7 separate regions of the Homo sapiens genome follow, and regions 2, 3, 4, 5, 6 and 7 are each linked to region 1. The links are chromatin loops, found by intact Hi-C in ENCODE. Cell type or tissue: heart left ventricle. All regions are shown on one strand. Region 1 overlaps TENM2 (teneurin transmembrane protein 2). Region 2 overlaps TENM2 (teneurin transmembrane protein 2). Region 3 overlaps TENM2 (teneurin transmembrane protein 2). Region 4 overlaps TENM2 (teneurin transmembrane protein 2). Region 5 overlaps TENM2 (teneurin transmembrane protein 2). Region 6 overlaps TENM2 (teneurin transmembrane protein 2). Region 7 holds the start of TENM2-AS3 (TENM2 antisense RNA 3).

The links. Peaks named below come from ENCODE experiments on the same cell type or tissue, not always from the same donor. Only the 100,000 strongest peaks of a DNase experiment are listed, where the experiment ranks them.
Region 2: it touches region 1 in a loop (6-fold over the local background); 86 of 110 quality-filtered maps call a loop at or near these places.
Region 3: it touches region 1 in a loop (14-fold over the local background); 61 of 110 quality-filtered maps call a loop at or near these places.
Region 4: it touches region 1 in a loop (6-fold over the local background); 28 of 110 quality-filtered maps call a loop at or near these places.
Region 5: it touches region 1 in a loop (9-fold over the local background); 28 of 110 quality-filtered maps call a loop at or near these places.
Region 6: it touches region 1 in a loop (3-fold over the local background); 61 of 110 quality-filtered maps call a loop at or near these places.
Region 7: a loop joins it to region 1, with 4 times the contacts of the local background. A loop is called at or near these places in 4 of 110 quality-filtered maps.

The regions. Positions count from the first base shown.
Region 1 is chr5:168,218,368-168,222,367 of GRCh38, reverse strand. It overlaps TENM2 (teneurin transmembrane protein 2), which reads right to left. Exons shown (of 31, transcript NM_001395460.1): 25 at 3,369-4,000. Among named protein-coding and RNA genes, the nearest start is that of TENM2-AS1, 12 kb to the left of the region's middle. In heart left ventricle, a CTCF peak has its summit at 2,384 (motif pointing right); no DNase peak of the experiment used is centred here; H3K4me3 peaks cover 319 bases; H3K27ac peaks cover 408 bases.
Region 2 is chr5:167,721,831-167,725,830 of GRCh38, reverse strand. The region is part of intron 4 of TENM2 (teneurin transmembrane protein 2); the gene reads right to left. Among named protein-coding and RNA genes, the nearest start is that of TENM2-AS4, 64 kb to the right of the region's middle. In heart left ventricle, CTCF peaks have their summits at 2,158 and 2,365 (motif pointing left); a DNase peak (open chromatin) is centred at 2,370.
Region 3 is chr5:168,126,353-168,130,352 of GRCh38, reverse strand. TENM2 (teneurin transmembrane protein 2) reads right to left here. Exons shown (of 31, transcript NM_001395460.1): 14 at 3,387-3,599. Among named protein-coding and RNA genes, the nearest start is that of MIR12125, 37 kb to the left of the region's middle. In heart left ventricle, a CTCF peak has its summit at 1,703 (motif pointing left); no DNase peak of the experiment used is centred here; H3K27ac peaks cover 707 bases.
Region 4 is chr5:167,572,903-167,576,902 of GRCh38, reverse strand. All of the region lies in intron 4 of TENM2 (teneurin transmembrane protein 2), which reads right to left. Among named protein-coding and RNA genes, the nearest start is that of TENM2-AS4, 85 kb to the left of the region's middle. RefSeq lists enhancers at 2,602-3,227, 3,228-3,853. In heart left ventricle, no CTCF peak of the experiment used is centred here; no DNase peak of the experiment used is centred here; H3K4me3 peaks cover 1,114 bases; H3K27me3 peaks cover 2,591 bases.
Region 5 is chr5:167,580,822-167,584,821 of GRCh38, reverse strand. All of the region lies in intron 4 of TENM2 (teneurin transmembrane protein 2), which reads right to left. Among named protein-coding and RNA genes, the nearest start is that of TENM2-AS4, 77 kb to the left of the region's middle. In heart left ventricle, a CTCF peak has its summit at 2,371; no DNase peak of the experiment used is centred here.
Region 6 is chr5:168,112,318-168,116,317 of GRCh38, reverse strand. The region is part of intron 11 of TENM2 (teneurin transmembrane protein 2); the gene reads right to left. Among named protein-coding and RNA genes, the nearest start is that of MIR12125, 52 kb to the left of the region's middle. In heart left ventricle, a CTCF peak has its summit at 1,703 (motif pointing left); no DNase peak of the experiment used is centred here.
Region 7 is chr5:167,952,903-167,956,902 of GRCh38, reverse strand. The region is part of intron 6 of TENM2 (teneurin transmembrane protein 2); the gene reads right to left. TENM2-AS3 (TENM2 antisense RNA 3) reads left to right here and starts at 3,288. Exons shown (of 3, transcript XR_941186.3): 1 at 3,288-3,511. In heart left ventricle, no CTCF peak of the experiment used is centred here; no DNase peak of the experiment used is centred here; H3K27ac peaks cover 925 bases.

The DNA of each region.
Region 1 (4,000 bases):
ATTTCTGTCTTCTGGAGGGCCTCTTTTTAAGGGTGATGTGTTTTTCTGCCCCTCTGAGCCCGAAGTTTGCTAAGGCAGACTCTGCTCCTGCAGGGGATGAGAGACCAGCAGGCAGCACTGGGAGGTGGGAAGAGAGCAGGAGAAATGCAAAGTGAGGTATTAAAAAGACCTAATGTGCAAGCTGCATTCTTCAATTCTGCTTTTCCAAAATAAGTCTCTATCTGTCTGACTCTTGTATCCACTCTACAGTTAGTTGAGTGAAACCTGAGGGGTAGGAAGGAGACAGAGGTGTGCTTAATAATTCCTCTCAAATCCCATTAGCCTATACTCTGAGTTAAACTTCTATATGCCAAGCGCTTTGCTAATTTCTAAAAATGTATTATCTCAGTGGATTAGCACAGGGCTCCTGTTGTTAATTTGCATTTTTATCCCCATGTAACAGATGAGACATTGAGGCTCAGAGAGGTTAAATAACGTGTCCAACGTCAATCAGTAAGCATGTGGCAGAGATGGACTCCACACCCCTGTCATCCTGGTCCTAAGACCTAGGAGCTTTCTGGTATAAGATGCTGCCTTTTGGGGAAGACTGTGAAAACCTGAGTTCCCTCAGGGATGAAACTAAATCAGGATACTTCTTCTATCAAGACCCAGTGGCCTGCATCTGGGGAAATCTTAATTCCACGGTTGGATGTCCTGGAAGTTTCTGGAACTGGCTGATCATAAAATGGGTCCAGGAAGATTCGATAGTGTTATTTTTTCCTACCCCTTTCTCTCTCCTGCTTCCAGAGTCATTGATAGGCTGGTCTTATTGAGTTACATCTTCCCAAAAATTCAGGGACAGTTCCCATGTGGAGTCTGAAGGTGGAGTTACAAATTCCATTCATAGCCCTGCTTTACAACGCTAGTGTGCAATGCAAAGAACGCTGGGCTTGGAGATCTGGATTCCAGTCCTGCTTCACTACCAACTCCCTGTGTGGTCTTAGGGGAGTCACTTCGATTCTCTGAGCCTCAGTTTCTTTATCAATAAAATGGGGATAATCAAATCCATATTTAGACAGTCACTGTGACAACACGGCAGATAAATGGCTTCTGTACCTCATGTTCTATGCAGAAAAAAAAGATATGGCCACTCTTCTCACCTATAGGGGGATTTGTACTCTGCCCCCTGTAACAGAGTGGGAAGAGAGGAATCCCCCTAAGGAAGCTCTCACTGAAGGACAAATCATTTTCTTTCTTTCTTTTTCTTTTTTTTTTTTGAGACAGAGTGTTGCTCTGTCGCCCAGGCTGGAGTACAGCTGCGTGATCTCAACTCACTGCAACCTCCACCTCCTGAGTTCAAGTGATTTTCATGCCTTTGCCTCCTAAGTAGCTGAGACTATAAGTATGCACCACCATACTTGGCTAACTTTTGTATTTTCAGTAGAGATGAGGTTTTTCCATGTTGGCCAGGCTGGTCTCAAACTGCTGGCCTCCAGTGATCCTCCTGCCTTAGCCTCCCAAAGTGCAGAAATTACAGGCATGAGGCATCACTCCCGACCAGGACAGACTTTTCTAGTAGCCTCACAGCCTCTGTGTGGTTTTCTTCATCACCCTTTCTCTAAAGTTTTGGCTAAGGCTATGCAGTGTTGGTCTTGACCACACTGCCCTGACAGGAGGTGAAGTTATGTCTGATTTTTAAGTTGGCTGTGTGTCTTCCAATTGGCTGATCATGTGCCAAAAGTGCCATAAAACAAAAAGAACTCACCATCTTTTCAGGTAGAAAAGAAAACCCTATACATTTGAACCCCACAATGGAGAATTTGTGATCACTGGATTTATCTACATTATGAAAAAAAGGGCAGCTTATCAAATTAAGATAAAAAAATTCAGTTTCAATGTAACTTCTGAACATTTTAAAACACAATTACGAGTCATGCCTATGTTTTCATTAAACTAGGGACACTTTCTGGAAAATACTTTCCCTTTTAGAGTTCAGATCTGTGGATGCACTTGAACCCAAGCTTCTTTATGACAGTCTGTAAACCAGGCCCAGTTCAGGCTGGCCTCCCTGAGAGGGATGTTTTTTCCCCCTCTTTCAGGAGAGCCAACAAATTGTTTCTGAAATGCATTAGGTCTTTGGTTGAAACTGTCAGAAAGGAAGATGAAAATCTCGGAGGTGTTTGGGTGAGTGTATAGCTTCAGCCTAATTCGGTATGAGAGCCAAGGACAGCACTCGGATGGTACCCTCGAGGGCAGAATCACTGGCTGGTAAAGTTTGATCAAAACTACAGTGTCCTGAAGGGTATTAAGATGCTTCAGAAATCTCAAGCATCGTTAAGGTGCTTGAGAAAGAGTTGCCCAAAGAAGAAAGTCAGAACCAGGGGAAGCAATTCTTCTGCAATGCACTAAATATCCAGCAGGTGGCAACAGCTTCCTTTTACATTCTCCCAAGACCATTGGCATACAAACAGGAAGTAAACATTGCCGGGTTTAGGAATGATCAACAATGAGGTTTTCTGTTCTCCCTCTTGTCCCCCGCTTTTTTTTTTTTTTTTTTTTTTTTTGCTGTGCCAACTCTCCCTAACTTAACTACATTCTGAGCTAGCAGCAGCATCCAGACAAAACACAAGCAAGGACTCCAAGTACACAGGGGTTAACACACTCCTTCATCACCTAGGAGAGCCAGATATTTATAAATTCTGCTCCAGTCTCAGCCAGCCACTGGGAGAATCATGCCTAGTAACTTCCTCCAACCAGCATCCCACCATTAGTACCTACAGCAGCAGACACTTTGACCAAGAACTGCCTGCAGGAGCTAGGAAAAACAGCTTTTTGCAAAACAAGCGTCAGGACTATTAAGTATGAGATAATTGTTAGGGGAAATATGACCAGCTCTCGCATCTTTTAATATACCTAATGCTTTATCTGTATCGATCTGCTTCTGCTAAGGAGGAAATTCAGAGTTTATCTACCTGTCTGTGCAATCAAGTGTGTTGCTGGACCTATTGGCAAATTACAGGAACCCCACTGGGATCTTGCCTTTTAGATTCTAATTTCCGCACCCATGGCAAACTTGAATAATCAGCAAAGTTAATCAACATTTTACCTCCCAGGTGCTGTGCATGTCCAATATCCTGAAATTTGAACGGCAAGCAGGCAACAGGAATTCCCAACTCTAGTAGGGAGGATGCTCAATATCAGAGATCCATTAGAGCAAATCATTTCAGAGTCAGGGAGAGGGGACATGAATGTCTTGAGGCCATAAGACATCATTAAAGTTAGAAAGACAACGTGACAAAGCAATTTAAAAAGCTACACAAGCGACCCAGTCCTAATGCCAGCTAGGGCAAGGGAAGGGCTCTTCAGAGATGCTTTACAAACCCACTTACTCATAGAAAGTCGTCCATCCTGTTTCATCGCTCTTGGTGGCCAGGAGCCCAGTGTTGCCATCATAGGTCATGAGACCAAGCTCCAGGTTCTGTGTGGACACGACTTTGAGGCCTCCATTGGTGCCCACGGTGAGGGTGATGATCTGGTTGTCAGGCATGAGCAGGTGACGGGGCATGCCACTGCTGTCCCGACGGATCTTCAGGGAATTCCCATTATTGTCAATCAATTCAGTGACATCATTGTCAGTACTATATGTGAAATTGTACAAGTACTCCCCTGTCACCAGGCTCACAGTGTATTGGTGGATGCCATCAGCGTTGAAAACATATAACTCCTGCTCTCCGGGGGATGCAGCCTCATACTGGTTGAAGGCATTAAGAACAGGCTTGTTCTTGCTGACCGCCCTGATCCGAATATTTCCAAGGTCTGCAATGTAAATGGTACCATCTGGAGCTACAGCTAAGGATGATGGGGAATTCAAGATGGCATCAGTCGCGTAGGCATCATCTCCTGAATAGCAGTTGCAATTGACATCGTTTTTGCAGTCGCAGTCCGAGGCTGCCCCAGCTAAAAGGCAGATCTCCCCGTTGGTTGTTACCTGGCGTAGACGGTTAATCTTCTTCTCATCTGT
Region 2 (4,000 bases), 500 kb after region 1:
GACAAGGCAAAGCGAGAGAGTAAGGCTTCTTTGAGGATGGGAGGAGCTTAAGCGTGACCCTGACCTGTAGGAAGTGGTAACAGATGCACTTAGAAAAGTAAATAAGGGATAAAAGCTAAGAACCCCTAAACCACTCAGGGCACTGGCGAGCCATACAAATATTTTAAAGTAAAGAACACAGGATCCAATTTGCATTTAAAAAGATCCAATTGGGAAGCTGTTGCAGAAACAGGGAGGGAGGGAGTGTGATGGACAGTGAGGATGAAAATAAGTAAATGCATTAGAGGTGTTTAGCCTGTACAGTCTACAGAATTTGGTGATGAATTAAGTAAGCATTTAGCATGAGAGGCAGCACGTGGTCAGCGGCATTCAGTAAGTCAGTGCTAGGAGAAAAATATGCCAGATTGATGAAAATAGATTTATTATGTAAACATCTCCAAAGAAAAAGTTCAGATTCCCTTGGTATTCACATAGGCTTTCAAAGATATGCATCTATACATACATATGTTTAGGATCTTTCTCACAACAGATTTTTCTTGAAGATACTCAAACAAAAGCATCTTTAAAAAAAAAGTGTGATTCATTTTACACCATATCATAGGAGTTATGCTTACATAAATCCAGGGGAAAACACTTGACCACATTTGGGGTAAAAAAAAAATTTATTGAATTTTAATAAGAATCCATTTCCCATGTATTTAATTAAAATCATGATTGGTGACAAATGTAAATTAGCACAAGCATACCAAACTATTTGAACATAACTTTGCTCATACCCTTTATTTTAATGGAGAATAAATATAATCCTTCTTCTAATTAGAAAATTGAAATTTGGAAAAGAAAGGACATTTAAATTTATTAGATAATTATGAGGTGCCAGGAAGAGTGGTAAGATGATTTCTGCCAGAAACTTTTTGCAGAGCTTACCTGCCGTAATCCAGCCTGTGCTTATGTCTCTGAGCTCCCTTAATACCACTCTCACTACGACTGCGGGCTCGACAGTCTTCCTTCTGTTCCCCAAACCATCAAGCTACTGTCCGTCTCAGGGTCTTTGAACTTTACTTTTACCCTTGCCTGGAACATTATACCCTAGGATCTTTGTGTGTTTGGTTTCTTCTCAGCATTTAGATCTCAGCCACAAAGAAATGAAGTCTTCTCTGATAACTCAACCTGAAGTGGTGTTCCTATCTCTTCCCTTTCTATTTCATTTCCCTGGGCCTATTTCTTTGATAACACTCATCACTCATGAAAAATACCTTACTGAATTCGTCATCTCCTTCCTACTCTACTGTCTTCCCTCCTTCCCTCCACCCAATAGAATGAAAGTTGGGCATCTTATTTGTCCTGTACATCCCTCTTTCCCTAGCACCTAAATAATGCCTCAACCATAGTAAGTGCTCAATGAAATATTTATTAAATGAATACATGAGGACTTCATGAAGTAGAATTTTTTAAAACCCTGTTTTATACATGAAGAGATTCAGAGACATTAAGAAACTTGCCCAAAGTCACACAGTAAGTACATGGGAAAAAAAAAAAAAACTAGTAATTTATCCACAGATTGTCTTTTCCAAAACCATTTACAAGGCTGCTGTTGGAGAGGAAGGCAAGTCACACTGAGGCCTAACGGGTGTACTACATAGAAAGTTTGCTATTTGTGCTAGTATTTACCAATATTGTACTGATATAAGATGCAATGAGATATATAAGACAAGAATGGGCAAAAGCAAAAGAAACAATCTCTGGTCTCACTGCAACAATTGTCCTGGTTAAATTACAGAGTACCCAGGAAACTTAATTCTCATCAAACAGGTACTGTCAGCTGCACAGAAAGTCAGAAGGGCTGTGGAACTCATATATTTATACCTCAGTGTGTCTGAACACTAAAGTTCACAGCCTTCTGGGACACCATCTTTTACATTAGATTCACGTTCCTTAGCAGAGTGCAAATCCCATTTTGCTAAATAAAGGGTTGTCAGAAAGGGCTCCATGAACAGTAATGCCTGCTTTCGTTCATTCATTCAATAGATATTTACTTGAGCACCTACTACATGCTTGGTCTAGAACCTGAAACTGCAGTAGGATGCAGGAAGAGAGGGAGGGAGCCTTGTGTACACTAAGAGGAAGACTATTAGGACAGGGAACAGCAGCAGCAGAGGTCTTGAGGTGGGAGCATATCCAGCATATTTGAGGCACACAGCGAAGTCCAGGGGTGCAACCAAAAGAAAGTAGGCAGAAGAGGAGGTCAGAGAAGAAACTGAGTTCAAATGGTGGACAGCCTTCCTGCTAGATATAAGAGCCTTGGCTTGTATCTCGAGTGAAATGGGAGGCCATTGAAGACAGATCAGAGCTCACGTGTCAGGCGCCCTCTGGCGGTTTTGCTGAGAATGCACTTATGAATGAAGGAGGAGCCGGGAAAAGACCTAGCCTCAAGTGCAAGGGTGGGGAGACTGGAGAATTCGGTACATTCCAGAAACAGAAAAAGCCCAACATGACTGCACAAGAGTGAGCAAGGGAGAGAGTGGCACTAGATGAGGACTCAGGGGCCAAATCAGGCTGGGCGTCTGGAATGAACTTTGAATATAAGGAAAGTCACCATGCAAGGATGTTTTAATAAAATAAGCCCAGCACCTTGGGCAAAGAATGAACTCCTAACTCTTTCCTTAGCCAACAGTGGGACCTAAAAATGTGGTTTTCAGGCACAGACTAAAAAATAGCCTTAATTTTTTTAAAAGCATGCCAATAGGGTTATAATCACTGAATACACAACCTCAGGTGTATTTAATGACAGACATAGTGGTTATAATGTTAAAGTCCTTGAGGGATATAGAAATCTAACACTATCATTCTAGCTCCAAAGAGGGTTTTTGTAGTTGGTTGCCTCATCACACTCTCACTACCAATAAACTGCCTCATTTCTCCGTGACTACTCATATTGGACAAAGACATTTTCTGATATTTAGGAGAAAGAGACCTAAAATTGAAGTAGAAACATATTTGAGAACTTAGCTCAAAAGTTGTTTTTTTTTGTTTGTTTTGTTTTGTTTTGTTTTTTGAGACAGAGTCTCACTCTATGGCCAGGCTGGAGTGCAGTGGCGCAATCTCGGCTCACTGCAGTCTCCTTGTCCCGGGTTCAAGCAATTATCCTGCCTCAGCTGCCTGCCTAGTAGCTGGGACTACAGGCGTGCACCTCCACGCCCAGCTAATTTTTGTATTTTTAGTAGAGATGGGGTTTCACCATGTTGGCCAGGATGGTCTCGATCTCCTGACGTCATGATCTGTATCCCTTTTTCTTTTTCACCCTCAACAAGAATCCGTGAATTCTAAAAACTAGTCTATTAAAAAATCTCTATTTCTATATATCTATATCTGTATCTGTATCTAAATCTATAGCTGTATCTCTACCTATATCTATGTATCCATCTATCTATTTATCTATCTATCAATCTATCTACCTACTTATCTCTTGGAAAATGAGCAACTCTTTATTCTGACCATAGCATCCTTTGCATTAGATTGCCTGGTTTGATATGCTGCAAGAACAGCTTATCTCTGATGGAGTTCAAAACCAAATATTAACGGCTAATCATGCAGCGAGCCACAGGCACATGCTTGCTGACACCAGTAATTGTCTGCTTGTAGGAGTCAGTGCCTGAGGGGAGGCAGAAGTCACTCAGTTGAGCTTCTCTAAGTGAGCCATGCAGGCTTTGGGTGACACATGGGGATTTATAGCTGGAAGTGGAGAGGGGAGATGTCCCACCAACCTCCACCAGCCATCATTGGCCCTGGGACAGAGCCTACTCAGCATCTTTGGGAGGTTTATTTCTACAGCATGAGTGGGAAGGAAACAGAGCTGAGGATTTCACGTCTGGGTTAATTTCACTTCAAAGCTAAAGAAGTAACAGCTAATGTGTTATAAAACACTTTGAAATAGGTTTTTCTGATTTTGGGGGGAATCATTTGGAATTTCTGTCAAATCGCATTGGAAATGGAAGGAAAT
Region 3 (4,000 bases), 92 kb after region 1:
TTTAAGGAAAAGGTTATATAACAGTCATTGCTTGGTAGAATCCAGTCTGTCAATAAGTTAGCTCTAACAGTTAACATTGAAGTCTTATACCTTATATTTAAATGTTTAGCAATCTCTACTACATTTTCAAATATAAATAATTTGGTTGCAAATTCCAGAAAGGCATTAACCAAACATGGACTGATCCTGGGGCTTCCACCTGACTAAGTTTTAGAAGTCTGTCCTTGTGTCCTCATCTTTTTTCCCCATTTCTCTTTTTGATCCTTTTAGTACAGTAAATGTAATCCACAAGGACTGATGTGAATTGTTCAGTTGACTATTTGCAATGACCCCAAGAAAACCACCTATGACCTTTTGTAAACAGGTCGCAGACAACCCAAGTGTCCAACACTAACTCCCACAATTCTGCCTTACCCAAAATTTCCCTATGCATTGTTTGCTGACTTGGTACCATGTCATTTTTCTGTATTTTCTATTTTCAAAATATAGCATTTGAGGCTGTGCTTGGAAAGGACCAAAGAGCCCCCATTTCCTCTCTGTCAGTATCCCCAAGGAGGAGAACTGATGCTGGGCTTGTAAATTGTGGCATTTACTTTAAATGAAATGACAGAAGTGTCTGCTCAAACTAGAAGAATAAAACTCCCCAAAGCAGCTCTGGGGGCCGGAGATAGAAAAGCTAAAGATGCAATTATGCATGTATGAACATCTCTCTGGTTTTTGAATGGCAAATCTCACTGATCAAGGTATGCTTGGCTTTGTTTTTGAGAAAACCACAGTGAACATAACTATGAGGAGATGGCACATGTCCTACTAATAAAGACACAGAGCCCTAATTTCTCACAAGAAAAGGCTTTGGTAGTAAAGATCTTTATAACATACAGAGCACAAACTCTAAAGTCACAGGAGATCATCGTTCTGAACAAGAGACTATACTGGACCAGCACTCTCTTCATTTTGGGAGCTTTAGCTGGCATATCAATTTACACTTTCTGAATGTCTCTCAAGAACTCATGTATGTCATCTCACAAAGATGTGAAACCTGTACCAAACACTTCAAGTGGCAGAAACACCTTTTTTTCCAACTTATCTCACCCAAAGGACTAGCTTGACCGAAACATCTATGTTCTCTTGTTGGCCAATTCCTTGCTGTTCTCTGCTGAGACCAAAGTTGTCATCTTCCCATCTCTTTTTCAAGGGCCCCGGAAGCATTTCAGCACATCTACTGTTTTTTCTCCACTCCCACTCTGCGATATCTGGAGTAGACCCCTCAGATCCTTCAAGCTACAGTTGGTGTCCTTTTCTTAATGGGGGTGTGGACCTGCCTTGCTTTTCTCCCCTCTATCCATCAAGATTTGTGCAATTCAGGAGTTAGCCTTTTTTTTTTTTTTTCCCATAACGGGCCACACAAGCAGCTTTGTGGGCCATGCGGTCTCCTAATTACTCAGTGCTGACAGGTGGCATGGAAGCTGGCGAGGCATCAGTGAATGGGTGTGGGTGTCCTGTAATAATACTTTGTTTATGGTCACTGAAATGTGAATTTCGTATCATTGTCACGTGCCAGGAAATAGTTTTCTTTGGATTTGTTTTCAACCCTTAGAAAATGTAAAAACTATTCTTAGCTGGCAAGCCATGGAAAAACAGGCAGCAGGCCAGATTTGGCCCTCTGGCCGTAGTTTGGCGACTCCTGCTCGAATCCATCTGGACTGCCCTCTTGTGAGCTATTTCCAAAGTAAAGACAGATTGTAGGTAGGAGAGAGCCAGCAGGCATCATTGTGGAAACACTAACCCTGCCCCTCTGTCCCCCAGATGTGGGAAGGGGGAGCAAAGGGGAGGTGAGGTTGGATTGTGTGAATTAAAAGAAAGTAGGATTATCCACCTCAACGCTGATGATTGGCAAGAGCTTTTGAGGGGAGGATTTGGGGCAATGGAGATATGGGGAGGGGAATCTTCATGTAAATAACACCAGGCATGCAATAGTACAGCAAAAGGAATGCCCCTGATGAATGGAAGCTATTGTAAGAACTGTCTCAGTATAGGGCTGTGCACAGCCGTCCCCTGAAAGTCTTTTGAATTATTCCTCAGACTCTGCAGGGAACTGAGGATAAAAGCGGCTGCAGGGGAGCAAGACCTGGAGCGTCATCGAGAGATTGCAAAAACAATTCACTGCCAACAGACTGTCCCAGCAGGGTCCCAGTGCTATGGTCGTGGCCCTGATTGGCATGCTGCCCCTCGGATGCCCAATCAGATGGAACCGGAAGAAATCGAATACAGAGTCAGTCCACTTTATCTCTGTATAACCACCCAAATGAACAGCATGGGAAATTGAGTCTGATCTCATGAATCAGCCCTGCGCAAGCTCCTAGCCCTGTCTCTCACTCCAGGTGGCCCATCTGTGACTGGGGTTGTTAGGCAGGGACAGAGGGGAGGGTCTCAAACTTGATGGCTGGGATCAAAGGTAACTTCAAGGGGCCAAACTGTAGTTTGGCTGGAAACGTCTTTGAGAATTTCCATGCAGGCAAGTAGATTAACCAGCTTAGTATAAAAATGGATCCTAGGCTTGATCTAATTAAATAACAAAAGTAAAAACCGGAGGTAAAATGATGCTCAAGTTGACAACTTTGTCATCCCAACTGTCTGAGAGATGTGCAAAGCCAAACAGCATTGGCTCCCAGCTTCTCTACCAAAGGGATGATTAGGTACGTTTAATCCAGTATAGTCCTACCCTAAACCACAACTGTGCCGAAAAAGAGAGAAAAATAAAAATGAAGAAACTCCAAAACTATTTCTTCTTAACAAAGAAAATGACCTTTAAATTATCCTTGGTCCAGAAGCTTTTATAGAGAGGTGGCTGAGTGAGAATAAAATGGGACCAGAGGAGGAGACATGTAATGACGGTGGTGGTGATGGGGAATCTCAGGACCTTACCGTGGTACCTGCTACGGAGGGAACCTGAGAGTCCTGCCTGCGTCTAACCTGACCTAAAATTAGTGAGTTCACCTTGTTGCCAGCAAGCAGGGATCCAGTGATCCAGCCAGCTGAGAGAGGATTTAAAAAGGGGAGAGTTGCAGACCACAGTGATTTGAGGTGCTTGCAACCCCCAGACACCGACAGTTTCCCATGCATGTGCATTTCTCCCTCCCTGAGATTGCAAGTTTGGAGGGGTTTTCTTATCTGCTCTGGTCCCTTTCCTTTCAACTCGGAATCCTGGAAAGAAGGAAAAGCCCTTCCCAATTAGGGACCTCATTTTTCTCCTTCCCTATCCCCTGGGAGATTTGGAGGGGCAGCAGGAAATGTGGGAGAGCACTTGTGTCCCTGAAGGAACAGCCAGTTGCCATGCGCGACCATCACTATAGATCTACAATTTATGAAAATAAAGCAATATGTGCCTGTTTCGGTGCCTGCCGTTTGCCTACCAATGGTGCAGTGTTCACCATTCCAGCCCTCTCGGCATTCACATTTGCCATCTTTACAGGTCCCGTGCTCAATGCAGCGGGGGTGGCACACGCGCTGGTCACACGCTGCGCCTGTCCAGCCCTCTTCACAGCGGCAGGCTCCCCCGATGCAGACGCCGTGAGTGCCACAGTCTACTGAGCACACTTCTGGAAGAAAAACAATGATTACAGCTCAACACCACAGCTGGTGAAACCTTCCATGGAGTCCAGACCACGCACATGGCCCAGACCCCTGGAGCAGGCCCCGAGGCCCAGCAGCTCTGTCATCTTTGGAGGCTTGTCTCTCCTTGGCTGGGTATCAATTCATTGTTAGATCTTTTTTTCTAGAGAAGTGACTCTCAAAGTGTGGCCCCTGGACCAACAGCATCAGTATCACCTGGGAACTCGTTAGAAATGTAGACTCTTGTGCCCTCGTTGGACCAAGTGAATTAGAAGATCTGGGAATGGGACTCAGAGATTTTGTTGGAACAAGTCCTCCAGGTGGTTTTGATACTCGCTAGAATGTGAGAACCACTCTTCTAGAGATTGAGACCACTCCAACCAGTTTG
Region 4 (4,000 bases), 650 kb after region 1:
AAATCATATAATGAAAGAACTTCAGTGACAAATCATGTAGGTTTTCGATTGTTTTTTACGGGTAGATCTATTAAGCACTTAATATTCAGTGGGAAAACAGTCTCAGAGCAATGAAATTCTATTACTTTAGAGGTTGCATGCTTTTAATTTCTTAATATTTCATTACATGTTGGCAACTGGTGCATATTTTTATAATGCGTTTGATCATTACTCTTCTCAGGGTATTCTATTTCAGTTCTTCCTCTGACATCATATTTGCATGTTAAAGGGTTTTAGCATTCAGGGATGAAATGTTCTGAATAGTAATGTGCAGTTAAGTTGATTTTTTGAAAACGGAACACAGCAAACAGACATTATATATAGGGACTAAAGAGAACAATCTCATAATTTTAAAATCGAACTCAAGTTTTAATAGCTTTCTATAGAACATCATAAACGGTAATGATTCAATATAATTCATTAATTAGCAAATTATGCAAAATGCTATCAGCAGAGTTTGGGGAGAAGAATCTTTTTTCTTGGCTTTTATAAGTCTACTGCATTTCTTTTTTTCCTGTAAAAAAAAAAAAAATGCTCTTTTCTTTGCTCTCCAGCAACATCTACTGGAAAATTCAGAAAAATGCTATTTATATGAATCAAATAGTTTGAGTAAGGATAGCTTTGATTACCATCTGCCTAAAAAGTACATGCTGAACTACAATCCAGTTTACAATGAAATTATTTCTGCTTACTTTAGTTCTATTTTGTTCTCTAAGAAAAGGACAGTTGTTTGGTGAGGCAAATAGCCAAGTCGCAACTTCAAATTTATCATTGCCTCACCTGGAAGAAGTCATTTTCATAAATAAAAGCAAAGCATATATGATACAGACAACATATTTCTCTTGGCCCATCCCTTCAACACTTGCCACTTATTTGAGAAATAATCATCATTATCAGCAGCAGAATAACAGCTTTCAATAGTTAGGTGTAGCTGGAGTCAGAGAAAAATTTCACGCAGGAAAAAACGATGTAGAAAAAAAACGAGATTGAATTTGAGAAAAGCTACTTCAAGATTCTGCAAAGTTTCTTAAGCTGAAAAAAAATTACATGTGATGCGATTTTAAAAACTCACTATGCTACCACCAGCACGATTGCATCAAACATTCGACAGCAGTGTCTTTTTCTCTTGTCTGCATCTTTCCCTATTCTTTCAACCATGAGGAAAAATTAAGTCTCCCCAACCTGTATCAGGGGCTTCCCAGGGAACTTCCACCAGAGATTATCTCTGGATGATGAAGTATGATCAGACCCACAGTCCATTTGGTCTCTACTCCCCACTACTCAGCAGTTTCTGATGTCCTCATAAAATTGGATTCATAGGCTGCACCCACAAGATGCCATCAGATGGTCTGGCAAACGCGAGACATGCCAGGGTATGATATTGAGGAGCAAGTCCGGTTTGGAAACTTGGGAAGAAAAAAATCTTATCTCCAGACAAATACATAAAATATCCTCCCTTCCGTGGCCGCTGAAATCAACAATGCCATAGTAGTGCAGTTCTTTCTAGGACCAAACCTAGTACAGGTACTGAAGTCACCCTTGTATATATCATTCCAGAGGAGGATTCTTTTAACTGAATTTTGTACTTTTAATATTCAGATTTTCTCATAAAAACATTTAAAAATGAATTTTAAACATTCTATGCTATCTTTTAGGTAAAATCTTAGATATAATCTGGATTTCTGTTATCCTTAATTAGAAACTTGGCTAATCAGAGGTGGGTTTGGGTTGTTTTTTTTTTTTTTCTTTCTCAAATCTCAGTTTTTTCATGTCAGCAATACATTTTAGCAGCAGAAGCAATGAACACAGAATCAACAAAGACTGAGGTTAAAAACACATAATCAAAACTTTAAAACAACAGAAGTAGCAACAAAAATCAAGTGCTGGGAGATCATGCATTTTGTGTTTGTTCAATGTTAAAATAGATATGAGCCTTTTAAGCTTCACCCCAAAGCTCTTTAAAGGAGACATGCCATCAAATATAATCCACAACTCTCATAGCACACAAAAGGGACATATTTCTAAAAGCTACGTACAATGAAAATCCATATGTATTCCACATTTAGGATCCTGATGCAAAGTTCCGACTCGAGACTGGTAATCAGCCCCTCCATTATTGAGCCGCTTAGAATCCAGAAAGGTTTATCAAACAGCACCTCCAGAGTTAACTCCCATTTCAAACTGTCATAATTCAGTTCTCCTAATTATTTACCAGATCCCTTTCTACAACATGCCCTAACCTGATGTTTTAACTTCATATTTCATTTGGGACAACACTTAATCTCTATTTATGAACCATCAACCTGACACACGTTAAGGAGATATAAGAAGCGCTTCACCCACAAGATCCAAGCCAAACAAACCCCAGTAGCTCGACTTAAATAAACTCTACCCTTGCTAAAACCTCCAGTGAAAAATTATTATAACACATCAGAAGTTCAGTTAGAAGAAAAATTTCAAATGGCAGCTGTCTCCTAGGGTTTAAGTCCCGGAGTTCAAAAGCAGTATCAATTGGATTATTTTTCTTTCCGTTAGCTGTTTAGAATTTAACGTAATGCAAAGTGCTATTCTGATCAAAATCATCTTTCTCATCTCTCTCCTTAAATAAAACGGAGGAGAAATCATTCAGTATAAATGCATTTACTATACAAATCTATTTTCAATTGAATTTGCTGCATGCTCTAATTCATCAAAATTAATACAGGTACTTTCTATGTTAAACAAAAGGAAGCCGACTGAAAAATCGGCTTCTGCTGCGGATGCCTTTCTCAATTACAAAACGGTGAAAACAGAGATTTAACTAAGCCACTCGGTCAAACCCTCCGATCGGCGCTTACCTGCCTCAGCTGAAGGCTTCCTTCCCTTGTTAGCAGCGTGCAGCATCTCTAGCTCGCTCCAATCCTTACCACCGGTCTCAAATTACACTGCTAAGTCCACCCCCCGCCTTTTTTTTTCTTTCTTTTTTTTTCTTTTCTTTTTTTTTTTTCCAGCAAGAAAATGCTTATTGAAAGTGATTAGTTTTTGTTGTCCCTTTTAAGTCCCTCCTGCGGGAAGGAACAGGGGAGCAATGTGACGCCACCTTTTAATCTTTTGTAAGAGTGAAAAGGCAGAAAAGGAACGCTCGATCAAACTGAGCTGCATACATGCCTAAAACTCGCAGGAGAGGCTGCTGCTGCCTGGCGAAAGCACCGCTAGGCTTGAGTGTAAGAACAGAGAAGAGAGGAGAGTCAATGAATTGTGACAACGTATGTGCATCAAAGGCAGGAGGAGAGAGAGAACAATGAGCGAGGGAAAGACAGCGAGGAGAGAGGGAGAGAAGCAGAGAGAGAGAGGGGGAGAGGGGGAGAGAGAGAGAGAGAGAGACAGAGAACATCAAGAAAAGAGAGCGGGTTTCAGGCAAAGGATTCTCAGAATAAAGCCACAGTGCAGTGTCTGGCAGCTTCTGTTTTTATCTCAGCGAGCATGATACACTGCCTCTCTCATTTAGAAACACATTCGTGTATCTCCCAGGTTTGAAAACTGAGATAATCGCAGTGTGTCTCTGGGTTTGTCTGATTGGCATTTAACTGTGTGGTATACCTGTGATTTTTTAGGATGCATTTATGTGCAATTTATTTCGCATATTTATTTATGTAGGCAAAAATGAAAGCTGCTAATTTCTACGGCAATTTGCAATGTAGTTTTACTGGCAGATGGAACTCTACTTATCATAACTGCTGACAAACTGCCATGGGTAAACAAAAGAAGAAACAAATGCTTCGTCTTGATAATTGTCTTAAAGAAAAAAAAAAAGAGCCCACACCAAAATATTAGCACTACAAAACCTGTGTTTCCTAGTTCAAGTTTAAACGGTGTTTCTCTTCATTAGTTTTCATTAATAAAGGCAAAATAAAAGGGAGGGCATGGTGTCTGAAGGAAAGGTATTGGAAAAGAAGCTATTAGGAAAGTGAAAAACCTAAAT
Region 5 (4,000 bases), 640 kb after region 1:
TTGGGAGGCTGAGACAGGAGAATGGCGTGAACCCAGGAGGCAGAGCTTGCAGTGAGCCGAGATTGTGCCACTGCACTCCAGCCTGGGCGACAGAGCGAGACTCCGTCTGAAAAAAAAAAAAAAGAAAAGTAAAGAAAGCTTAGGTGTGAGGCGGGAGAATACGGTCTGGAGGGGTAGGGAATCTAAGGCCGATTGATGCTGACTTCCTAGAACTGAATGAAAAGGAAAACCCCACCTCTTCATGCCCAGATAACAAAAGGATCAGCCTCAGCCGGCTTCTCCCTTTGCAACTCCCCTTTCCATGCCTCACAGATGAAAAATGGAAAATGCTTCTGACTGGTTACCTCCCCCAACCAATCAGACTGGTCATGGGCCAAGTCTTCATTTGCAGAGAGTGTAACTTTGTAACTTCACTTCAGCATCTGACTGGTCACCTCCTCCAACCAATCAGACTGGTTGTTGGCCAAGTCTTCATTTACATAGGATGTAACCAAGTAACCAATGGGAAACCTCTAGAGAGTATTTAGATCCCAGAAAATTCTGGAACCAGTGCTCTTGAGCCACTTGCTTGAGCCTGCTCCCACTCTATGGAGTGCACTTTTGTCTCAATAAATCTATGCTTTCATTGCTTCATTCTTTCACTGCTTTGTTTGTGCATTTTATCCAATTATTTGTTTAAAACGCCAAGAACATGAATGACTTGTAGTCAGGACCCTCCGCCAGTAACAGGTGGACTATGAACAATTAAACCAGCAGTTATATATAGTGAGGACACTGTTACAATAAGGTGAGTGCATTGTTACAGTATCACAGAGTGGGAGCTCCTAATTTAAACTTAAGGAGGAGTAGTCGAGAAAAACTTCTTGGAGGAGGTGACATTTAATGTTCGGCCTAAAGATGAATAGTATTTAGCCAGGGACAAACTGGAGTGTTAAAGCAGACAAAAAAGATGAGCATCTGCAAAGCCACAGTTAGGAAAGCAGGAAAGACTGGAAGGAATCCTGGAGAGATGGAATGGAAAATGTAGAAGATTGGGAGAGCAGAGGTAGAGGCTCAGAGGCAGGGGAGATGCTGTATGGGGAGCATCCAGTTAACACTGTGAACCCCTTGAGGACAGGAAACACAGCATATCTTCTTGATTTAATAATTGCTAGATTATGCGTTGTAAGTGCTCCATTAATTTTTATGGAATATCTACTGGGAATCTTGTGGTACTATAAACCTAAAGTTCTTCTAAATTCTCCATATGGTTATTCTCTAAAAATGTTCAGTAGGTTTTTTGTTTTGTTTTGTTTTAAGATAGGTTTGGGGTGTGTGTGTGTGTGTGTGTGTGTGTGTGTGTGTGTGTACATATACTCATAATGCCTTTTCACAGCTCCACAGGCCCCTATCACCTCCTATTGTTTTATTTCTGACTATTCACCTTTAGGCACTTCTGCTGCAATACATGGTTTAGGATTTATCCTGGAGGAAACTGAACTAAGAATGCAATCCACGCTAGTGTAAGTAAACAAATATGGGAATAGCTTATTGATAGATTAGTTCCAAGTGTGAGCGATATTAATGTGTGCAAGGCATATTAAGTTCTAAGCCAAGGCATGCGATCTCCACTTAAAAGATAATCATTTATCCCCGAATTCGAATGAAATCTGAATCCCTGCTGTGCTGTTTTTTCTTGCATAAAATGGTGTGTAAGAGTCACGGACAACTCCACTATCAAATAGTTCATGGCTACATTATGTCATTTCCTACACTTTTTGTGCATGAATGTTCCAGAGAAAAACTTGGCAAACATGCTCAACTGTGCAGCAAGTGCTGGACTGTCAACAATTTTAGCTTAATATATAAAATAAATCACAATTTTCTAATACATTTTCCAACATCAGGGACACTTAGTTCATAAGAACAAATAAAATTACAACGTATAAATCATGAAATGATTCATTTCTAAGAGTCAAGGGGACTGAATTGGCAGCTAAAAGAGAAATAGTGTTTTGGATGTAATAGTCAAGTGTTTAAAAACAAATTACCTTTTTGTTCTGGTAACATTTAAAAAAAAATCCTCAAAAAAGCTTCTGGAGAATCACAGCCTGTTATAATAAACTATAATAAAGTAATTACAGCTTGGTTTCTGTAAAGGTTCGTGCCATGTAAATGTTCATTTATCTGAAATTTGCTTAAAACAAATAGATTAGATTCATTTCAGGAACAAGAATGACATGACTTTTTTGTTAACACTGATTAATGATTTCAGTTCCTAATGTCATTAGTCGACTATCATCATTTCACCATTTGAAAAATGGTCTCCAGGATCTCTGGGTCTCATCTAGACATGAATTTTTGCCCATTTCTTATATTCTACTGACCTCTAGAGACTATATGTGTGTGTATATAAATCACATAGGATAGGTGATTATAAACACATAAAACATATACATCATAAATGCCATATAGATCAAGAATAAAATGATTTTTGTCACATAAGCCTATTTCATTTAAAAACATATGCTCAATTACATATCTTTTCAAACAAAACATTATTTGTGCATGTTTAATACTAAGCAGGTTGACAACACTTTCCCTCACATTCTTTGCTTGATTGAATGCTGTATAGAACTCAGAGAAGAGTGAAAATCAGACAAACTAATCCTATCTTTGGTCTGTGGCCTGCATCAACAGTAAGTGGTAACAGAGAATTCAGAAACCCTAGCCTGGTTTTTCCATAAAGCCAGATTTATGTTTAGTTGGGACAAGATTATATTATATGAGAATCTTCTTCCCCAAATCATACCTGCCTATATTTATTTTCCAACTCTCCTCCTGATGAGGCAAGACATGTAAAATGTAGAGATACCTAGTGTGGGCTCCAATGGCTTTGTAACGCTTGATTTTTTTTTTTTCTCTCTCAATGTTTTTGATTACTAAATATATCTACAACTGAAAATTCAACATGAAAATAATATCTAATTTCAGATTAGATCATAAACTCCTTAAGAATTGTGTCTTTTTCATTTTGGCATCCTTGGTACATAGCACACTGTGCGTCAGATTGTGGGAAATTAATAATGTCAGCTGGAAAAACCACAATATTTTATCGGGAATGTACTCATACTGTATCTTATTAGGAATTCACCCCTTTATTCTCTCTGTCTCTCTCACTCTGGAAATAGATATAGATAAAGATATATGCACATACATATATTCTCTATAATACATGTGTGTACATACATGTATGTATATAAATGTAACACAAATACGAATACTAAGAGGAATCCTCTACATACAGAACATGTGACTAGATTTGTCAATGATTTTTCTAACAGTTGTTTTACATTTTCAGTTTATGTACTATATTACTGCTTAAATTCTCATTTAAAATATGGGTTGAAAACTATTGTTCATTATACTACATCATCGACTGCACCTGAACATTTAACAACTTCAAGTATGTTTCTTTCTAACAGACTCAGTTTTAATCTAGTGATAAAAGGATATTTTTTAAAGTACCACTGAGGCAACACCACTTTTTGCCTTTTAGCATATTTTGTCAATTATATTATATAGCATATGTTTTATTGCTTATATTATGTTATACATTTAGAAACAGAAACAGCTTGTGAATTTGTATTAAGCACCTCAAACTGCTACCGATTATTAATAAGTATGTTTGTCAAATAGAGATGACAGAAGAGTACACTATTTGATGAGAGACATTGGTACAAAGTGCCAGATATAACCACAGGATTATGAAAGTGTCCAAGCCACAACTGATGTACGTGAATATGAGAGGAAATCAAGGTTTTCTTTTTTGGTTCCCGTTTTTTTGATTTTTTGAGACAAGGTTTCGCTCTGTTTCCCAGGCTGGAGTGCAGCGGCACGATCTCCGCTCACTACAACGTCCGCCTCCTGGGTTCAAGCAATTCTGGTGCCTCAGCCTCCTGAGTACCTGGTATTACAAGCTTGCGCCACCACGCCCGGCTAATTTTTGTATTTGTTGTAG
Region 6 (4,000 bases), 110 kb after region 1:
TTCAGTAGAATTCTTATGCTTATGAATTTACCAGAGGAGAAGAATGAGTTCAAAAGTGAGAACTTCAAAGCCGCATATTGAATTTAGACGAACTGTCTAAATGTAGGGATCATACTCTCTATCTACAGGATGCTTAAACAGAGGAGTTTGTACAGAGTTGCTACAGAGGCTGATTGTCTAACAGAGGGTAGAAAAAGAGCTTTGAACCCAGGGTGCCCAATTAAGAATTAGGGAACATGCAAATATGAAGTAGCACAAGAAACTCTGAACTTTCTTAAAGTTTTGAGAGGGATTTAAGACAGAGTTAAGTTTGTTCCATGCCAGTTCCTCCTGAGACTCATGCTAAGCTCTAGGTCTGGGATGGCAGGCGTGTGCACATGATCTATAGTACTACCTTCCCACACCTCTACAGACATCACTAATTGATCACGGCATCTTGTTCCCCTGAGCCCAGATAGAGCCTCGAAACCGTCAATGCAGTGTGCAGGCTGAGACCGGCAAGCAGGCAGAGTTGGTATTCCAGAGAAAACCTACTTGTCATTTCTGATCTAGGTAACAGTGAAGGTATTTCCTGGTGGGAAGACTAGAATCAACATCACTTCTCAGCCCCCTTCCAGCCCTGCACTGAAATAAAAAACAGCGAGAAGTATGGTTGCACAACGTGTATTTAAATGAGCTTCCAAGGGCTGTTTCTGACTCTCTGACCTAAGGGTTATAGATTGGATGGGCTGTCACGGATGGCAGAGAAAGTTACATCAAATCACCAACACTGGTCTCCTATTACATCCTCCTTCCTCCCAAAAGGTGGAGGATGGTAGAAAGTAAGGTGCAAAATTTTTGTCTTTTTTAATCAATAAAAAATATAGATAAAATTTTTTTCTTTTTTTTTCTTTCCTTCCTTTCCTTTCCCTTCCTTCCTTCCTTCCTTCCTTCCTTCCTTCCTTCCTTCCTTCCTTCCCTTCCTTCCCTCCTTTCCTTCCTTCCCTTCCTTCCCTTCCTTCCCTTCCTTCCTTCTTTCTTTTTTTGAGACAGAGCCTTGCTCTGTCACTCAGGCTGGAGTGCAGTGGCATGATCTTGGCTCACTGCAACCTCTGCCTCCCGGGTTCAAGCGATTCTCCTGCCTCAGCCTCCTGAGTAGCGGGACTACAGGTGCCTGCTACCATGCCCGGCTAATTTTTGTATTTTTAGTAGAGATGGGATTTCACCATGTTGGCTAGGCTGGTCTCGAACTCCTGACCTCAGGTGATCCACCCGCCTTGGCCTCCCAAAGTGCTGGGATTACAGGTGTGAGCCACCGTGCCTGACCGAATTATTTTCTTTATTCATAGTGACACTGTTCCTCTTCTGCATAAACTTCAAGTAGAAAAAAACAGGATTGTCTAGAAGGTAAGAATGGGTTTTATTTAAAACCAGGTGCTTGGGAAATCAAATTTAAAATTTGACCTACTTAAATTACTCAGTGAAAAATATAAAAAATAGGTCACAGAGTTCTCCACCTTCCAAACGCAGCCTTCCTTCAGGGTTTGCCGCGTGCTCACTGGGAGTGTGGTAAAAAATGCAAAAACACTGTGATGTTCACTGGAAAGCAGGACACTCAATGGGCTTTGCTTATGCCATACAAAGAAGTGGAAGGCGGCTCATCACAGGAGCGAGACTTTATAGTAATCCAGTTGCCATGGGGCAGAGTGCAGAAACACCAGATGAGCTCCCTCCAGTGGTGGCTGGGGTGTCCTGCATTGGAGAGCACCTTCCCTCTGGGGCAACTGATTCATTCTCAGACATAACTCAACCCAGAGCATCCCAGTATCTGAGGTCAGGCTGATGTTTTGTTCAAGAGGCTGGATGTGAAATGGGGAACCTCCTGTATTAATAAGTCTTATATTTTTACTATCATGCAAGCTGCATTATTTTTTATGACAGGTTATAGAAAAATGACACTGACTGCCTACTCTGTGCCAAGAAGTATTACGGAGCAGAAGTGGAAGTAGCAAGGGTTTTGATGCCAGAAAGACCTGGATTCGAAACCAAACCTGTACCTTACCAGCTGTGGATTTTGGCAAGATTACTGCACCTCTCAAAGACCCAATTTCCCCTTCAAAAAATGGCCTTTCAGCATTGATGGAAGGGTTCAGTGAGGTAACATGTATGGCTCACAGGAGTGGCTGACACTTGGTAGGCAAATTAAGAGATGCTCCCTTACAAAATTTCAAACTGAATCTCTAATCTGACTTCAAGGGCTAATAAAATAAAGAAATGCCATAGGTCTCAAACACGCACACACAAACACTAGCAATCACCAGACGTATGTCAAATCATACTAATGGAAAGATTTCATTTTTTCTTCTTCCAGTCTTTTCTGGTGTGGGAGGGAGTTGGTTGTGATTGGTCAGGTATGAAAGTGGAGCGTTTTCTGTCTCCGCATGTCTCTCTTCTTCCTAAGGCTTACGGGAGCAGAACATTGTGCATTCAAGCTTCTATGTAAAATTAATTAAAATGTTTGTACAAATTGACTATTCCTGTTTTACTAAATCTAGTAAATGGAAGCTCTAAGACTCCCACAGAAGAAAAATAAATTACCACAACCACTAATAACTGACAAGTTAACAGGCTGATGACAAAAAAATGACAGAATTTAGATTCACCTAAATGGTATAAAGCTCATTTTAATGATCCAGCTGAAGCTCCCCCGCCCTCCCAGCCCCCACAAAGTTCTCTGTAAGGGATGAGATGAATTATCAGTGTTATTTACTCAGTGGGAAGTAACAGGATAAGCCACCTGTCCACTTGGAGCTTGCAGTAAAGAGAATACGTGGAGAAAAGTTAAGGATATTGGAGAGGCTCAGTCATAAAAGCAGAGGGAAAATGCCTACATCTGCACAAATAATTTGTGGGCTGGACTAGATGTGTAGAGGGAATTTCAAATAATGTATTTAAAAAATTATTTGAAGTCTGTTTTATACTTATTTCATTTTATTACTATTATTATTATTATTATTTGGAGACATGGTCTTGCTCTGTCACCCAGGCTGGAGTGCAGTGGCAGGATCACCATTCACTGCAGACTCTACCTCCCTGACTCAAGCAATTCTCCTGCCTCAGCCTCCAGAGCATCTGGGACCACAGGTGTGCACCACCATGCCCAGCTAATTTAAAAAAAAAATTCGGTAGAGACGGGGTCTCTTTATGTTGCCCTGTCTGGACTCGAAGTCCTCAACTCAGGTGATCCTCCTGCCTCAGCCTCCCAAAGTGCTGGGATTATAGGCATGAGCCACTACACCCAGCTGAAGTCTGTTTGAAAATTTCTTTGGAAAAGAGAGGTGAAAATACTTGAAGCTAGTACTCCAGGCAAATCGTCAAAATAGCACTAATAGTTGGTTGCCTTATATCCCAGTTAGTCAGCAATAGTGATGAGTAACTCACATGGGTTAGTAGCTTGGTTAGGTGGTAGAGGATAAGTGATGGAGAAAAGAAGATGCATTGATCCTCCTGAAGCAATTGAGGATGTAATATTTAGGTCATGGAGGCCAGGCAAACAAAGCTCGGTGACCCCTCAAACCAAAACTCAAAAGGCAACCCCACTGGCTTTTGAGGTTGTGGACTTAGCTTGGTGCTGAGCAAACCAGTGTCAGAAAGGTGAGTTTCCCTTCTAGCAAGATCCCTGCAATTGGCAATCCATCTGGTAGAAAAGTAATAAAGTTTGACCCCCCCCCCGCCCACTGCACACTGTATTCAAAAATAAATTCCATACTATGCAGCAATAAAAAGGAATGGGATCATGTCCTTTGCAGGGACATGGATGGAGCTGGAGGCCATTATCCTTAGCAAACTAACGAACAGAAAACCAAATATTGTATATTCTCATAAGTAGGAGCTAAATGATGAGAACACATGGACACATACAGGGAAAAAACACATACTGGGACCTTCTGGAGGGTAGAGGGTGGGAGGAGAGAGAGGATCAGGAAAAATAACTAGTGGGCGCTAGGCTTAATACCTGAGT
Region 7 (4,000 bases), 270 kb after region 1:
TCGATGCGAAAATCCTCAATAAAATACTGGCAAACTGAAGCCAGCAGCACATCAAAAAGCTTCTCCACCATGATCAAGTCGGTTTCATCCCTGGGATGCAAGGCTGGTTCAACATACGCAAATCAATAAATGTAATTAATCACATAAACAGAACCAATGACAAAAACCACATGATTATCTCAATAGATGCAGAAAAGGCCTTCAATAAAATTTAACACCCCTTCATGCTAAAAACTCTCAATAAACTAGGTATTGATGAAACATATCTCAAAATAATAAGAGTTATTTATGACAGACCCACAGCCAATATCACACTGAATGGCCAAAAGCTGGAAGCATTCCCTTTGAAAACCGGCACAAGACAAGGATGCCCTCTCTCACCACTCCTATTCAACATAGTACTCGAAGTTCTGGCGAGGGAAATCAGGCAAGAGAAAGAAATAAAGGGTATTCAAATAGGAAGACAGGAGGTCAAATTGTTTCTGTTTGCAGATGATATGATTGTATATTTAGAAAACTCCATCATCTCTGCCCAAAAATCTCCTTAAGGTGATAAGCAACTTCAAGCAAAGTCTCAGGATACAAAGTCAATATGCAAAAATCACAAGCATTTTTATACACCAATAACAGACAAACAGAGAGCCAAATCATGAGTGAACTCCCATTCACAATTGCTACAAAGAGAATAAAATACCTAGGAATCCAACTTACAAGGGATGTGAAGGACCTCTTCAAGGAGGACTACAAACCACTGCTCAACGAAATGAGAGGACACAAACAAATGGAAAAACATTCCATGCTCATGGATAGGAAGAATCAATATAGTGAAAATAGCCACACTGCCCAAAGTAATTCATAGATTCAATGCTATCCCCATCAAGCTACCATTGACTTTCTTCACAGAATTAGAAAAAACTACTTAAAATTTAATATGGAACCAAAAAAGAGCCCATACGGCCAAGTGATATAGCCTAAGCAAAAAGAACAAAACAGGAGTCATCACGCTACCTGACTTCAAACTATACTACAAGGTTACATTTACCAAAACAGCATGGTACTGGTACCAAAACAGATATATAGACCAATGGAACAGAACAGAGGCCCCAGAAATAACACCATACATCTACAACCATCTGATCTTTGACAAACCCGATGGAAACAAGCAATGGGGAAAGGATTCCCTATTTAATAAATGGTGTTGGAAAAACTGGCTAGCTATATTCAGAAAACTGAAACTGGAACACTTCCTTATGCCTTATACAAAAATTAACTCAAGATGGATTAAAGACTTAAACACAAAACCTAAAACCATAAAAACCCCAGAAGAAAACCTAGGCAATACCATTCAGGACATAGGCATGGGCAAAGACTTCATGACAAAAACACAAAAAGCAATGGCAAAGAAAGCCAAAATTGACAAATGGAATCTAATTAAACTAAAGAGCTTCCCCACAGCAAAATAAACTATAATCAGAGAGAACAGGCAATCTATAGAATGGGAGAAAATTTTTGCCATCTATCCATCTGACAAAGGGCTAATATCTAGAATCCACAAGGAACTTAAACAAATTTACAAGAAAAAAACAAACAACCCCATCAAAAATTGGGTGAAGGATATGAACAGACACTTCTCAAAAGAAGACATTCATGTGGGCAACAACCATATGAAAAAAAGCTCATTATCACTGATCATTAGAGAAATGCAAATCAAAACCACAATGAGATAACATCTCATGCCAGTTACAATGGCGATCATTGAAAGTCAGGAAACAACAGATGCTGGAGAGGATGTGGAGAAATAGGAATGCTTTTACACTGTTGGTGGGAGTGTAAATTGATTCAACCATTGTGAAAGACAGTGTGGTGATTCCTCAAGGATCTAGAACCAGAAATACCATTTGACCCAGCAATCCCATTACTGGGTATGAACCCAAAGGATTATAAATCATTCTACTATAAAGACACATGCACACATATGTTTATTGCAGCACTATTCACAATAGCAGAGACTTGGAACCAACCCAAATGCCCATCCATGATAGACTGGATAAAGAAAATGTGGCACATATACACCATGGAATACTATGCAGCCATAACAAAAGGATGAGTTCATGTCCTTTGCAGGGACATGAATGAAGCGGGAAACCATCATCCTCAGCAAACTAACACAGGAACAGAAAACCAAACACCACATGTTCTCACTCATAAGTGGGAGCTGAACAATAAGAACACATGGACACAGGGAGGGGAACATCACACACTGGGGCCTGTGAGGGGGCAGGGGCCTAGGGGAGGGATAGCATTAGGAGAAATACCTAATATAGATGACCAGTTGATGGGTGCAGGAAACCACCATGGCATGTTTATACCTATGTAACGAACCTGCACGTTCTGCACATGTATCCCAGAACTTAAACTATAATAAATTTTAAAAAAGCATAATACCCGATACGTAGCTTTTCATTCCTCAATTGGAATGTTTTTAATGTTTGAACCAAACATGCATGCCAAAACTGCACCTAATAAAATTATAATTATATTCTTAATATCATTAAATACCCAATCCGTGTTTAAATTACCCCAATTGTCTTGACAGATTTTTCGTGTTAGTTTGGATTAAGAGTCAAACAGATGTGGTTGTTATAACGTTTACTTTGTTATGTAACCATTCTTTGTGTGAGAGCCTGTGTGTGTGTTTGTTTGTGTGTGTGTGTGTGTGAGTGAGTGTGTGTGTGCACACACGTTAGGTATTTTTTGCAGAGGAAAATAATAATAATGCAGCACCCTTTGTATTTGGCTTAGTGCTTCATTTTGTGTCATTTTATTTATTTCTGTACCAATTCTTTTAAACTAATGTTGAGATCAAGGATATTTATTAGCTTAGGTTCATTCTTTTAGTTTCTCTTAATAAAGCAAAAATTCTTTAAAAATCCTATAATTGTCAGAAAATAAAATTAAAAGTTTGGAGTGATTATAGTGACAAAGATGTATAACATATTAATTTTCAGGATCTTATAAAAAAACAAAAAAATTATAGGTAAGAAACAACTCCAAATGCTACTTTCAAAATTGCTTCCAGCTGTGTGAAGAGAATTCACTGGCCATTATCAGAAACATTACAGATTATTTCTGTCTTTCCTCAAACCTAAGTTATTAAAGTTTAAAATCTATTTGGGAACTTTATGAAGGGTCAGTATGAATTAGCCCTCCTCTCTGTTCCGTCTCCATGGTTCTTCTAGACAAGGAAACAATAGCATTTGAAACACACAAACCAAGAATGTGCCTGGGGATAGAGCAGCAAGGCTGTTTCAGAGTCTGGCCAACCCACACAGAGCCTTCACTGTCAGTGACATTCCAGCCCCTCCATACCCTGACTGACAGGTCTTCTTTCAGATCATTAAGGTGTATATGGTTTTGGAGAACAGAATCGAAGGTGAAAAAAGGACAGAAGCAAAGGCTACACAAAACAAAGCCAGACCTGGAGATCATTTTCAAACTCTTCCCTCCTCACGTAAGTGCTGCCCCTTTTTTCTTGTTTGTTTTTATACATTACCGTTTGCCCCACAGGCATCAAGCTGTTAGTGTGTACAGGAGGGATTAAAGTGAGACTGCATGTTGGATGAAATATAAATTTAAATTATACTTCTGTCAGTTTGGAATCAGGGATTGTTTCTCAAGGTCTCCCCAAACACTTAATTTCAAATGAGTCTTCATTTATTACTTCAAGAAAGGCCAAATGCATAATTTATCAGCAGCTTTCAGTCAATATACCCTTATAAGCATGTTTCCCATGAGCCTTCGAGTAAAAATATGTTATGCTAATTCTATTAGTTGGGTACACAAGAGCTATCCGAGAAAGTAAACAAGCTTTAAAAGGAGACACATGTGAACGAAGAAATACCTGTCAACCTACTGTCCAGGGTCAAATTACCAAGGGAACAAGGAGGTGGTAAACTTGTCTCATTATTTATACCCAGAGGGTCTCTCCGACTGGAACTCT